Regions from separate parts of the Homo sapiens genome. Here region 1 is linked to region 2. The links are chromatin contacts, found by Hi-C or POLR2A ChIA-PET in ENCODE. All regions are on one chromosome and are shown on one strand. The core of a region is the stretch at or near the end of the contact, and the rest is flanking DNA. Distances in the headings are between cores, read along the strand shown. Region 1 has its middle 18 kb from the start of DNM1L. Region 2 overlaps FGD4 (FYVE, RhoGEF and PH domain containing 4).

Region 1 (7,081 bases), core at 3,271-5,770, 55 kb before region 2:
GAAGCATCTTTGAGTTTCACCCACAGATTCCGACTTCCCCAGGCCTCCCCTTACTGAGATTATCAGCTCCCAGGATTAGCAATTCAGAGCTGCCTGAGGCATACACCTCTGGCCTGCTAAACTATTCAGGTTCTCCAAAAGCCACTTTCCTGCCCTCCCTCCCACCCACCTTGCCAACTGTGTGTTGTAGATTTCACATCTCACTTTCCAAGTCTTATTATAAAACATTAGCATGTTGACAAGCAGTTACCTTTAGATGACCTTTAGAACACACCCAAACGAGAATGTGTCGTCAAGCTGGAAGCTTCTCTGCAGCCTGTTTGTAGACTTTTTTCACTTCAAAGAAACAGTGGAAATGAATTTAAAAATTAAAATGTATCGTATAGGGCCGGGTGCAGTGGCTCACGCCTGTAATCCCAGCACTTTGGGAGGCCAAGGCGGGCAGATCACCTGAGGTCAGGAGCTCGAGACCAGCTTGACCAACATGGCGAAACCTGGTCTCTACTAAAAATACAAAATTAGCCAGGTGTGGTGGTGCACACCTGTAATCCCAGCTACTCGGGAGGCTGAGGCAGGAGAATCGCTTGAACCAGGGAGGCAGAGGTTGCAGTGAGTCGAGATCACGCCACTGCACTCCAGCCTGGGCGACAGAGACTCTGCCTCAAAAACAAACAAGCAAACAAAATGAATCGTATAAAGGTAAATTATAAAATGAAGGGGAGATAAAAGTCATCTGGCTGGGCACAGTGGTTTACAACCTGTAATCTCAGCACTTTGGGAGGTGGACGTGGGAGGATTGCTTGAGCCCAGGAGTTAAAGACCAGTCTGGGAAACATAATGGTACCCCATCTCTATAAATAATTTAAAAATTAACTGGGCATGGTGGTACATGCCTATAATCCCAGCTACTCAAGAGGCTGAGGTGGGAGAATCACCTGAGCCCAGGAGGTTGAGGCTGCAGAGAGCTGTGATTACGCCACTGCACTCGAGCTTGGGCAACAGAGCGAAATCCTGTTTAAAAAAAAAAAATATATATATATATATATATATATATATATATATATATATATACTATAAAAGTCACCTAAACTCTTCTGACACCTCATCAAACCCTTTTCCCTAGAGGTAACTACCATTAACTTAGGTATGGCCAGGCGCGGTGACTCACGCCTGTAATCCCAGGCCGAGGTGGGCAGATCACGAGGTCAAGAGATCGAGACCATCCTGGCCAACATGGTGAAACCCCATCTCTACCAAAAACACAAAAATTAGCTGGGCGTGGTGATGCATGCCTGTAGTTCCAGCTACTTGGGAGGCCGAGGCAAGAGAATCACTCGAACCCAGGAGGTGGAGGTTGCAGTGAGCTGAGATAGCACCACTGCACTCCAGCCTGGTGACAGAGCGGGACTCCATCTCAAAAAAAAATAAAATAAAATACAAATAAATAAATAAAAGGCTTGACAGAGTGCCAACATAATGAAATGTGCCCAATAATAGTAGCTGTTACTATCCAGTGTGGGCCTTGAAGCTAAGGTACGTCTGGGCTTAAAATCTGCCTCTGCCACCCCTTACTTAATATGTCCCTGAGGAATTCTAAGTTTCTGAGCCTAAATTTCCTCATCCTACCTTACTGGATTGCAAGGAGTAAACAGATGCTTAGCATAGTTCCCAAAACATGGTAGATAGAAGCACTTAGCACCTTGTTTGGGTCTTTGAATGGAGCATGCATCAGCTACTTCCCTCTTTCCTTCCCAGCTCGCCACTGCACAGATGAGGTGTGTTTAAACTCCAGTATAGGAGTATTGAAGAGAGGTTTTGAAGTCAGAACACTTGTGTCCTTTTTTCACTGTTAAATCTTTTAAAGTCCCTTCTACAGGGTCAGCCTTACCCAACAGCTCACAAGGAATATGAGATGTAATGAAATAGTGATAAAATATATTCAGATTTGAATGTTAATCACTCAATCATTTACACAAAACAAAACCAAAACACCCCACAGGGGACTACTTTCTTTAAGGCACACATTTTCTTAGTTTCTTTAGTTATCAAATAGTAACTAACATCAGTTATATTTCCCTGTTGTATTTACAAGTTCAATAAGAACACTAATCATAATAACATGTTGTGGGGATGGGGAGTGGTTACTGGAGGCTCTTTTTTTTTTTTTTTTTTTTTTCTTGAGACGGAATCTCGCTCTGTCACCCAGGCTAGAGTGCATGGTGCCATCTTGGCTCACTGCAACCTCCGCCTCCCAGGTTCAAGTGATTCTCCTGCCTCAGCCTCCTGAGTACCTGGGATTACAGGCATGTGCCACCACGCCCGGCTAAGTTTTGTATTTTTAGTAGAGACGGGGTTTCACCATGTTGGTCAGGCTGGTCTCAAACTCCTGACTTCATGATCCGCCTGCCTCAGCCTCCCAAAGTGCTGGGATTACAGGCGTGAGCCACCGCGCCTGGCCTGGAGGCTCTTAATCATGGCCCAAGGGAATGGCAAAGCTGAGGAAATACCTTAAGGAGTTGTTAGACAGCGAAGGGAGGAGGAGCAGGACGATGGCATCAGGAGCTGGTCCCTCCTGATGCTAACAGAGGAAAGGCTCCATTTGCTCAGTGCGTTGACCTGACTCAGGGCAAACTGACTCTGCACAATTGCAATTCATGTGGCAGGTGCAGCTTGCCCAGTGGCCGAGGTCACTCCTACAGCGGCCCAGGCATCAGGCCCTGGTGTTAGCTATTTATAGTTACACCTTCTACGTGGTGTCCCAGGAGCATTTCCTAGATGAGCTGGAAGATGAGGCCAAAGCTGTCTGAACCCAAGCTCTGGCAAGGGCGTCAGCACCTCAATCTGGATGGGCATTGCACATCTCTGACCTGCTGCAGCCCCTTCATATGGTGGATGACGCCCCACAACCCTGTAGAAATTGAAGCCTGCTCATAACATCACTGGCCTTCTTACCAACCTTGAGCCATGACAGAGCCCAGGAAGCCAGGAACTCACACATTTGGCCACTATCAAGGGAACATTGCCCTCCTCACACTCACTGCGTGCAGTGATTGAGCCCTTCTTGTAGTTTGTCTTCTTGTTTGAAGGATGTACAACCTAATCTTAGTTTTTCCCAAAGTTTCTGACTTTGTGATACACCCTCTTCACTTCCCAGTGGCACAACTGTTATGGGGGTAGGTGTGGCAGCTCTGAGCAGTGTTGGAGTCAAAAGTGGGAAAGATAGGGTCAAGTTAAGAATAATAAACTTGACTGGGCGCGGTGGCTCATGCCTGTAATCCCAGCACTTTGGGAGGCCGAGGCGGGCGGATCACCTGAGGTCAGGAGTTTGAGACCAGCCTGGCCAGCGTGGCAAAACCCGGTCTCTACTAAAAATACAAAAATTAGCCGGGCACGGTGGCGGGTGCCTATATTCCCAGCTACTCAGGAGGCTGAGGCTGGAGAATTGCTTGAACCTGGGAGACGGATGTTGCAGTGAGCCGAGATCGCGCCACTGCACTCCAGCCTGGGTGACAGAGTGAGACTCCGTCTCAAAAAAAAAAAAAAGAATGAACTTGACTCACCCCCGCCCCCGCCAAAAAAGATGTTAAATTACACTAGAGAAATAGAGATGGCTCTGGAAAAGTTTAGCAATCATGGTGCAAGGCCACTTAAGGACAGGGATTTTCAAACAGCAGATCACGCACCATGTTCCCAGTCCACTGGTATTGAGGCTATTTTTATCTCTCCGTGAGTTCCCAGATTTCATACTAGAGATAAGGCATCACTTTGCTCCAGGGACCTTATTACTAAAGATTCACCCACTACATACTAAGAATCTAAGGCAGTTACTCAGGGCCCAGGAAACTTTCTGGTCAGATGCCATCATCGTTCCACTTGGACCTGAGGGAAGCAGAGCACTGGACAGGGGGACAGGAGAAAAGAAGACAGGGTTGCAGAGAAAGTCACAGCTGACAATCTTGGCTGTCCTCCATCCCTGTCTGAGGAGTGGCGGGAGTGGGGGAATGGGTAGCCAGAGAAGTGGAGGCTCTGGAGCGGGGCTTCCCAACCTCGGCACCATTGACATTTTGGGCCAGATCATTGTTTGGGGGGCTGTACTGTGCCTCCTGGGATGTTTAGCAGCTTCCCTGGCCTCTACCCACAAGATGCTAGTAACACTACCTCCCCATCACCACTCCGTTTGTGACAAACAAAAATGTCTCCAGACTTTGCCACATGTCCCCAGGTGGGGAAGAAAGGGGAGGTAGGAAACCAGGTTGGGAACCACACTGCTCTGTCGTGTGAGAAGGCAAAGAACGGGAATACGACCTGGCCAGCTCCCAATTTCCTTTCTCCTTTATAAACATTTGGCTGTTTTAGAAAGCCTTTTTATGGATCTCTTAATTCCTTTCTCTTTTCCAGCCAGATAGCTATCTTTGCTTTCAGTCTAGACAGCCCACAACAGGCTGAGGCTTACCTGAGAGCCTCTCAGTGAAGCCTGTGGAGCTGGGTGGACAGCAGGAGGGTGTGCTGTCACAGGGAGCAGGCAGAGCACTGAAGTCTTGGCTGCACAGGGCTGTGGTACTGCGCCTGAGTGCAACCCTTAAGACTAATGGCCTTTCCTCAACTTTATCACAATGGTTCATAAAAATGGGGACCAGGGGCCGGGTGTGGTGGCTCACACCTGTAATCCCAGCACTTTGGGAGGCCAAGGTGGGTGGATCACCTGAGGTCAGTAGTTCGAGACCAGCCCAGCTAACATGGCGAAACCCTGTCTCTACTAAAAATACAAAAATTAGCAGGGCATGGTGGCACAGCCCTGTAGTTGCAGCTACTCGGGAGGCTGAGGCAGGAGAATTGCTTGAATCCGGGAGGCAGAGGTTGCAGTGAGCCGAGATCATGCCACTCAGCCTTGGTGACACAGCAAGACTCATCTCAATAATAAATAAATAAATAAATAAATAAATAAATAAATAAATAATTTTTAAAAATGGGGATGAGGGACAGGCAAAAAAATGGAATGAGTGAGAATCACTTGGGAGAAAATTATACACCCAAGCCCACCTGCCAGCATGCAGCCTCAGGCATATCAAATCCACAGGGCAGCAGGATGTGGGACAGATGTGTGTATTTCCGAAACACAGCTCACATGATTCTCAGATGTTGCTTCCTCCCACCCTCTCCTTCGAGTTGAATCACCTGCCAAAGGGGTTTTCTATGACATCTGCCCTTTATCACAGATGGAACTCTCAGTAACAAGTCAAAGATGTTTCTTGATGCATTATTTACAATGCTTACACTGAAAAACTGTGATGGAATATGAATGAAATTATTTCTATAAAGTTCCTAGAATAGTGGCTAGCAGATACTAAACCCTCAGGTTTTGGCTGTTACTGTGAAAACTGTTTTGGAAGGAGGGGAAGTGCTTAGGGTACAATTTAAATAAAACTAATAGGACCTCAGACTACAAACAGTGGATCTCTATTTTATTTTATTATTATTATTTTTTGAGACGGAGTCTCTCTTTGTTGCCCAGGCAGGGCAGTGGCACAATCTCCGTTCACTGCAGCCTCTGCCTCCCGGGTTCAAGTGATTCTTGTGCCTCAGCCTCTGGAGTAGCTGGGATTACAGGTGCCCACCACCATGCCTGGCTAATTTTTATATTTTTAGTAGAGACAGGGTTTCACCTTGTTGGCCAGGCTGGTCTTGAACTCCTGACCTCAGGTGATGCACCCGCCTTGGCGTCCCAAACTGCTGGGATTACAGGCGTGAGCTATGGCGCCCGGCCCGGATCTCTATTTTATTTTATTTTTTTGAGACGGAGTCTTGCTTTGTCGTCCAGTCGGGAGTACAATGGCGCGATCTCGGCTCACTGCCACCTCCGCCCCTTCAGGTTTAAGCAGTTCTCTGCCTCAGCCTCCCGAGTAGCTGGGATTACAGGCGCCCGCCACCATGCCCGGCTAATTTTTTGTATTTTTAGTAGAGACGGGGTTTCACCATCTTGGCCAGGCTGGTCTTGAACTCCTGACCTCCTGACCTGCCTTAGGCCTCCCAAAGTGCTGAGATTACAGGCGTGAGCCACCGCGCCCGGCCAGATCTCTATTTTATAAAGAGACACCTAGCCGGGCGCGGTGGCTCACGCCTGTAATCCCAGCACTTTGGGAGGCCGAGGCGGGCAGATCACGAGATCAGATCGAGACCGTCCTGGCTAAAACGGTGAAACCCCGTCTCTACTAAAAATACAAAAATTAGCGAGGCGTGGTGGAGGGCGCCTGTAGTCCCAGCTACTAGGGAGGCTGAGGCAGGAGAATCGCTTGAACCCGGGAGGCGGAGCTTACAGTGGGCCGAGATCGCGCCACTGCACTCCAGCCTGGGCTACAGAGCGAGACTCTGTCTCAAAAAAAAAAAAAAAAAAAAAAAAGAGAGAGAGAGAGACACCTATATAACACCTATATATGGGGGATCCCAGGTCAAGATTGAGCTGTGACAGTAGTCTATCCCTTGGATTCGGTCGTGAGTTCTATTGTGGATAAGGTTGGAGAAATTTGCTTTGATTTTTTTTTTTTTTTTTTTTTTTTTTTAAGAAAAGGAGAATAACAGAATCAAGGAGCAAGGGCAACTTGACCATGGGGCGGCCGCATTGTAGACTGTTCTTCCCAGCAGAGCAGGATAAGGGGGGCTGGCCGGGGAGCTGCCGGTGTTGCCATCCTGTAAGGGATGCTAAAGTATCAATGAGCACTTAGGCATCTCTGAAACCATAGTGATATGGAGAAAGTTGTGTTTGCCGGAACTCCTGCAGAGCACAGAATGTGGTTAGTCACTTATCATAGTTTGAAACCCTTAGAGGGCACTCTTGAGCAACAATAAATGATCCCTAAACAGCTTTCCAGTGAAACCTGTTCCAGCTGATTCCACGTCCTTTTACTTGATGAGTAGTAAATATACACAACTCTCTCCCCAAAACTGAAGAGCGCAGATACAATGGAAAGATTGCCAGCTCTCCCCCAGAAGTCTGACTATTTTGTTCATCCCTCCGTGCTCTAAATACATGTTGAGGCCAGGTGCAGTGGCTCATGCCTGTAATCCCAGCACTTTGGGAGGCCAA
Region 2 (7,028 bases), core at 1,156-3,655:
AACTCACTGTAAAACAGAACTTTCGTCAAGGGCAATATTTTTCGACAAAGTGTGACTGTCCATCACCTGCATGAAATGCAGATTTCTGGCCAGGCACAGTGTCTCACACCTGTAATCCCAGCACTGTGGGAGGCTGAGACAGGTGGATCACCTGAGATCAGGGTTTGAGACCAGCCCGGCCAACATGGCAAAACCCCGCCTCTACTAAAAATACAAAAATTAGCCAGGCGTGGTGGCACACGCCTGTAGTCCCAGCTATGCGGAGGCTGAGCCTGAGGCAGGAGAATTGCTTGAACCTGGGAGGCGGAGGTTTCAGTGAGCCAAGATCGTGCCACTTAGCCTGGGTGACAGAGTGAGACTCCGTCTCAAAAAAAACAACAACAACAACAGAAAACAGATTTCTGAACCCCACCTCAATCTGTAACATCACAATCTTTGGGGAAGGAGATGGAGAATATGCATTTTTTTCTTCTTTTTTTGAGACGGAGTCTCACTATGTTGTCCAGGCACACAGTGGTGTGATCTCACTGCAACCTCTGCCTCCTGGGCCCAAGTAGTCCTCCCACCTCAGCCTTCCAAGTAGCTATAGGCACGTGCCACCATGCCCAGCTAGAGAATATGCATTTAAAAACACCTGATATTTCTATAACACTGAAGTTGAGAACTACCAATCTGGTGTAAGAACAGAAAGGAGGAAAAAAAATCAAGCAGAATTTTAAGCAAGAAAATTCCAGATTGCTGATAACCACTTCAATTAGTCACTACAAGGGTTTGTGAAGTCACATTATTAAATCATTCTATATAGATTTTTCAAAAGATGTGCCTATTTAATGAGGTTTGCTAAGCACAACTGTATTAAATGACTTTGGACTCAGCAGAAACTATTTGATAATAAGGCTATGATAAATGTCATTGCCTTTGAACTTAAAAAAGACTCCATATAGAAGAATAACAAGGTCTGGGCATCTTATCTGTCAGAAAATTTTATTTTTTCATCAGTTCAAAGCATTCTTTTTCATTAGAAACCAAATTCTGTAAATAGAGCTCCATTTCTTAGGGCAAAATTAAGACCGTATCACTTGCTTCCAAGAAACTGTTAACAAAAGAGATGAAAAAATAAGAAATGTTCTTGTTCCTGTTAAACAAAGCAGAAATCCCATTAAAGTATATACTGAATTCACACCATGATCAGGGTACTGCAAAGCATCAAAGCTATATTAAGACATGGTGTTTGCATTTGAAGCAAACAAGTGACTAAAGGCTTCACAGAGAAGGGAACATTTAATGCAACCTCTGATAAGTACAGGCTCTGAAGAAAAAGACAGACTAGGGAGCGAGCCCAGGAGGAGAAACCTGAGAGAACAGGCCCACAGTAATGAAGCATGAAGTATGTTAAATGAAAGGGACAGAGAGGTTTTCTTGGCAAAAAAAAAAAAATAAGTAGAGGAAAATAGAAGACGTAAAGTAATGGTAATATGGGTAATAATGTCAAGGTGAGTTTAGATTTTTTTCATCTAATGTAGATTTTTGTGCATGACAGTTGTATCATTAGATCTGAGCTCTATTAGATTAATCTACTGCAGTGTGGCTTTAGGGGGACGGGGGAAACTAGTTTGGAAGTTGTTATTATAGACCAGGAAGAAAATAATAAGGGCCTGAAATTGGCATAGAAGCTGAGAGAATAGCTTTCCTTAATAAAGTTTAAGATATTAATTATATAAATTTAAATATCTCATTGGGTTTTCCCAAAATCTATTACGTACATCAAGGAAAGTATTACTGATCCCAAATATTTTACATGAAGAAACTGTGGCTCAGATAATTTAGGAGCGTTTCCTAAGGTCAAGTGACTATAAGCAGCAGACTTAGGATTCTAAACTAGGTTAGTTGATTCCCAATCTACCACTCTTTTCACAACCCATGTCATTTCATCATAATATAGAGAAGACAGACATTGTACAGATAGAATTCAGAGTGTGACTAGACAATAACTACCACTATCACCACCATCGCCACTATCATTTAGTGAGCACTTACTATGCAACAAGCACTACGCTAAGCAATTTGAATACATTATTTCACAGGCAAATGAACACATACAGAGAATGAAGACATGTAACAAATCAAAGATAAAGCTAAGTTGTCAAGCTCTGGTAAATGACAGGATAATGGTGTCACCTAATAAATCCAATACATATCAGAATAATTATCTACTCTATGTAAGGCCTAAAAAGTCAGATGGAAAAATGCTTGGGAGCTAAAAATAGGAAAAGAAAATATTGACTTTGTTTGGATGACAAGATATTCACATGCTCAGCTGTTTGTACCTAGAGTTTGGGAGTAGAGAACTAGACTAGAAACAGCAACCCTAGAGGAACCTGTCTGGCAAGTTAAAGGCATGTGGGAATAGGATATCACTGAAAAGTATGAAAAGAAAGAAGAATGTAGAAGGCAAACTTTGTGCTCTGCCTACATTTCAGAGTTAGCAAAAGAAGCTAGTAAAAATCAAAGCAGGAGCCCAATATTCAGTAAGGTAGGGGAGTGTTTAATTACAAAATAAAAGAATGTTAAAAAAAAAAAGGAGTGAAGGGGATGAGGCAGACCTTCTGGCTACAGCTGAATGAAGAGACTGGCAAATCCTCCCTGTTAAAAGCAGCTGATAGGCCGGGTGCAGTGGCTCCTGCCTGTAATTTTAGCACTTTGGAAAGCCGAGACGGGGGAATCATTTGAGGCCAGGAGTTTGAGACCAGCCTGGCCAACATGGCGAAACCCCGTCTCTACTAAAAGTACAAAAATTAACCAGGTGTAGTGGCATGTACCTGTAATCCCAGTTACTCAGGAAGCTGAGGCACAAGAATCGCTTGAACCCAGGAGGCAGAGGTTACAGTGAGCCGAGATCATACCACTGCACTCCAGCCTGGGTGACAGAGCAAGACTCTAACTCCAAAAAAAAAAAAAAAAAAAGCAGCTATAAAGCTAGATAAAATTGACAAAACAATATTTGCATTTTAGAAATTGATTAAAAGGCATGCAACAACCTGAAATCTGTTTACACTTTAAAAATTGTTGAACTTTGGGTAAGAACGGTGAGAATCTGTGGCATTCTAGCCTGTGGCTGCTCCTGTTCCTCTCCCAGCTCAGTCACTATGAAGGGGCCATCAGGGTGGCACGGACTGTGAGGACTGGCAGCTCCTCTGCTGAGGCTGAAAAGGGCTCATTCATTTGGAGTGGTGGGCAACATACACACCCAACAACATCAGTAGAAGTGAAGATCCCTGAGGTGAGTGAGAGGTGAGAGCCAATAACTCTACTAGCCAGAAGTTGTGGTTGTAGATGTGAAAAATACAGTAATTGAAAAGAAAAATTCACTATAGGTTCAACAGCAGATTTGAGATGACAGAAGAATCAGGGAACTTGAAGAAAGACTAGTAGAAATTATACAATCTGAATAATAGAACAAAGATTGGGAGTATCATTTGAACCCAGGAGTTCAAGGCCAGCCTAGGCAACACAGCAAGACACCATTTCCAAAACAAACAAAAGGAACCCACCAAAATTTGTGTAATGGGAGTAAAAAGATTTTAAAAAAGAGAAAGTGAAAAGGACAGAAAATATTTGAAGAAATAATGGCTGAAAACTTCTGAAAATGATTAAAAAAAAATCAATCTACAAATGCAAAAAGCTCAACCAACCCTAACCAGGACAAATACAAAAAGGTCCACACCCAGACACATCATATTTAAACTGCTGAAAGCCAAAAAACAGAGAACATCTTGAAAGCAGCAAGAGAAAAGTGACTCATCACACGCATGGGAGTATCAATACAATCAATGGCTGGCTTCTCATCTCAAACCACAGAGGACGGAAAGCAGGAGAATGACATATTCAAAGTGCTGGGGGGGATCTCCATATACTGGTTGAGTGCAGTGGCTCATGCCTGTAATCCCAGCACTCTGGGAGGCTGAGTCTAGGTGTTCAAGACCAGCCTGGGCAACATAGCCAGACCTTGTTTCTATAAAAAAATTCTAAGATTTAGCCAGGGTGGTGGCGCATGCCTGTAGTCCCAGCTACCTGAGAGGCTGCGGTGGGAGGATTGCTCAAGCCCAAGTGTTCAAGGCTGCAGTGAGCTGTGACTGGGCCACTGCACTCTAGCCTGGGTGACAAGAGCAAGACCCTGTCTCTAAAAAAAAAAAATAATAAACATTATAGAAACAAAGGCCAGGCGCGGTGGCTCACGCCTATAATCCCAGCATTTTGGGAGGCCGAGGCAGGCAGATCATAAGGTCAGGAGATAGAGATCATCCCGGCTAACACGGTGAAACCCCATCTCTACTAAAAATACAAAAAATTAGCCAGGCGTGGTGGCAGGCGCCTGTAGTCCCAGCAACAGGCTGAGGCAGGAGAATGGCTAAGTAAACCCAGGAGGCGGAGCTTGCAGTGAGCCTAGATCACGCCACTGCACTCCAGCCTGGGCAACAGAGCAGCGAGACTCCGTCTCCAAAAAAAAAAATAAATAAAATAAAAAGGAAAAACCCATATACCAGGAATTCCCAATCTAGCTAAACTGGACTTCATTCTTCATTCATTCAAAAGTCAAGAAAAAATAAGTGTAGTCCCAGACAAAGACTGACAGAACAACCATGTATGCTGAAAGAAACTTACTCCAGAAAGGGCAAATATAATAGTATACAATAGACTTATAGATACATTTTTTTCTCATATCCTTCCATAACAATTGTAGCACTGTATTATAGACTCACAACATATAAAAACTTAATATACAGGACACTAATAGCACAGAGCATAGAGGAGGGAACAGAGCTATATTGGAACAAAGTGTCTACATTTTACAAGAATTAAGGTGAGTATAATCTGAAGTACATTGTGAAAAATTAAGATGCATACTATAATCCTAAAAGCAACCACTGGAAAATAACTCAAAAAATCATTTGACAATTAGAGGAATTAAAATGGTACAATTAAAAAAATTCATATGACACAAAAGAAGACAGTCAAGGAACAACAGAATTCCCATGCCAAGAATCTTAGATGATCTAAAATATGCCTTTTCAATATCAACTGTATCAAAGAATATGACATTAACAATTTTGACTAGAGAATCAAGTGGAAATTATTATGGTATTATTAAAGTATGTTATTCAGGTTTGGTGAAACAGAAGAAAATGAGGACACAGATATCAAGTGACAAAAAAAGAATGATTAGTTTCCCAAATCTCAAGGTTTACAGCAATCATTCTTTATATTCCTTCCAACAACTTAACCTCTGAAAGAATGCAAGAGAGACACAGACCCGAATGGGAACTCATTTTGTAAATTTATGTAGACCCTAATAAAAATCATCCTCTGCTGGTCTCAAAAGCAAATGGAGAAGTTATTGCTTAGTATGCAGCATGTGACTGATACGTATTTCAGCATTGCAGAGATGATCTGCATAATTTGGAGTAGAATGAATTTTGGCTAGGTATCTCAGACAGATCTCTAGATCTCAGTTTTAGATATAGAAGACTGTATAATTTGTATGGAAATAGTAATTCATAGCTTTGAACAAAACAGTCCTATTACCTGAATTTCTTCAACCACTGATTTGAACTGGGGAATACGTTCTGTCATGTTTTTAACCAATTCCATTGCATTATCAAATCCTTTCACATATTCTCCATACATCTTAAGGAATGGTGCCAATTTCTGAAGGATGTCTCCAATTCTAGGAGTAGTTTCCCTGTATCAAATATAGAAAAACAAGTCTTTAAAAAAAATTTTTTTTTGAGACAGGGTCTTGTTCTGTCACCCAGACTGTAGTGCAGTGGCATTATCACAGCTCACTGCAACCTCGACCTCCCAGGTTCAATCAATCCTCCAGCTTCAGCACTCTCAGTAGCTGGGACTACAGGCACGCGCCACCACGCCTGGCTAGTGGCTAGCTTTTTGTATTTTTTGTAGAGATAGTGTGTCACCATGTTGCCCAGGCTGGTCTTGAACTCCTGGGCTCAAGGGATCCGCCTGCCTTGGCCTCCTAAAGTGCTGGGATTATAGGCATGAGCCACCACGCCCGGCACATTAAGATTTCTTATAGAATGAGTGAATTGACAGGACTAGAGAGGAAGTAATCACATTCTACATACATCCTGTGCTTTATCTCATTCACCGTACTGTGAGGCTGATAGAAAACAATGCAGCACCTTTTTAAAGGGGCTATCAGAATGCCATAGCAAAGAGAGATGCTCCGGAATTCTTGAAGCTCCACATTACCCGATATCTTGTCTTCACTAGCTAAATGATAGTTTGGAGAGCAGACATGAAGTCCTTTGTACCACAACTTCTATCAGTAGTCTTTAATGTAAAAATTTAGCATAAATGTCTAGTTACAGTTGTGTGTGGCATTTCTATTTCAATTTAAAAGCTGAAAAATACAGCATGACTGCCTTAAACATATCATTTTCTATCTACTCCTCTTACCATTCTTGCATTCGTTTCTCCAGCTCTGGCAAGAGGAATTTACTATGGAAGGCATTTATTGATGAAATATTAGAAAAGATTTTATTCACCATCTCTGCTGGAAACGAGCCTCGGTTTGCTTCTTCCAACAGTTTGCAATAAAATACCTGAATAAAAGAATAATGTAAGCATTACTTCACATTTATTGGTTAACCACCTAGCACTGTGCTAGGCACATAGTGGGCTCTTAGTAACTTTTTATTGAGCAAATGGAAAAGTTTACAGTTCAAGAGAATCCTTTGAAATTTAGGAGTGAGTATATGCTTTGATTTAGAAGAATCAGGAATAAGAATTAGGAAGCTTTGATTCTAATCTAGGCTATGCTCCTATCCATAGGAATATTATGGCGAATAATTCACCTTTTCTGTGCCAGAAAATTTCCAGTTGAGGTTAATAGAATTCACCCTTCCTATCCATAAGCCAGAGTTAGGAAATGTGAAAACACTTTATGTATACACAGTAATTGTGGTATTTTTCACTTCTCTTTATGTTTCGAAAGACTTCTTCACTTA

Evidence for each region. A loop is a pair of places that touch in the nucleus more often than their neighbours do. ChIA-PET counts read pairs that join two places held with the same protein, here RNA polymerase II (POLR2A). Pooled maps may share reads with other maps.
Region 1: a loop to region 2 is called in a map of naive thymus-derived CD4-positive, alpha-beta T cell, with 7 times the contacts of the local background. The contact joins two enhancer-like sites. A Hi-C loop is called at or near these places in 2 of 168 maps with a recorded cell type or tissue (IMR-90 and naive thymus-derived CD4-positive, alpha-beta T cell), 3 of 37 single-sample maps with no recorded cell type and 8 of 50 pooled maps. POLR2A ChIA-PET finds 5 or more read pairs at or near these places in 4 of 52 experiments (H1, MCF 10A, OCI-LY7 and 1 more).

What each region holds. Positions count from the first base shown.
Region 1 is chr12:32,657,503-32,664,583 of GRCh38, reverse strand. No RefSeq gene overlaps it. Among named protein-coding and RNA genes, the nearest start is that of DNM1L, 18 kb to the left of the region's middle. Within about 2 kb of position 4,520, at least 3 of the 41 ENCODE cell types and tissues checked have a DNase peak (open chromatin) inside an H3K27ac peak, as active enhancers do.
Region 2 is chr12:32,600,873-32,607,900 of GRCh38, reverse strand. FGD4 (FYVE, RhoGEF and PH domain containing 4) reads right to left here. Exons shown (of 17, transcript NM_001370298.3): 6 at 6,478-6,623; 7 at 5,584-5,740. Among named protein-coding and RNA genes, the nearest start is that of DNM1L, 75 kb to the left of the region's middle. Within about 2 kb of position 2,405, at least 4 of the 41 ENCODE cell types and tissues checked have a DNase peak (open chromatin) inside an H3K27ac peak, as active enhancers do.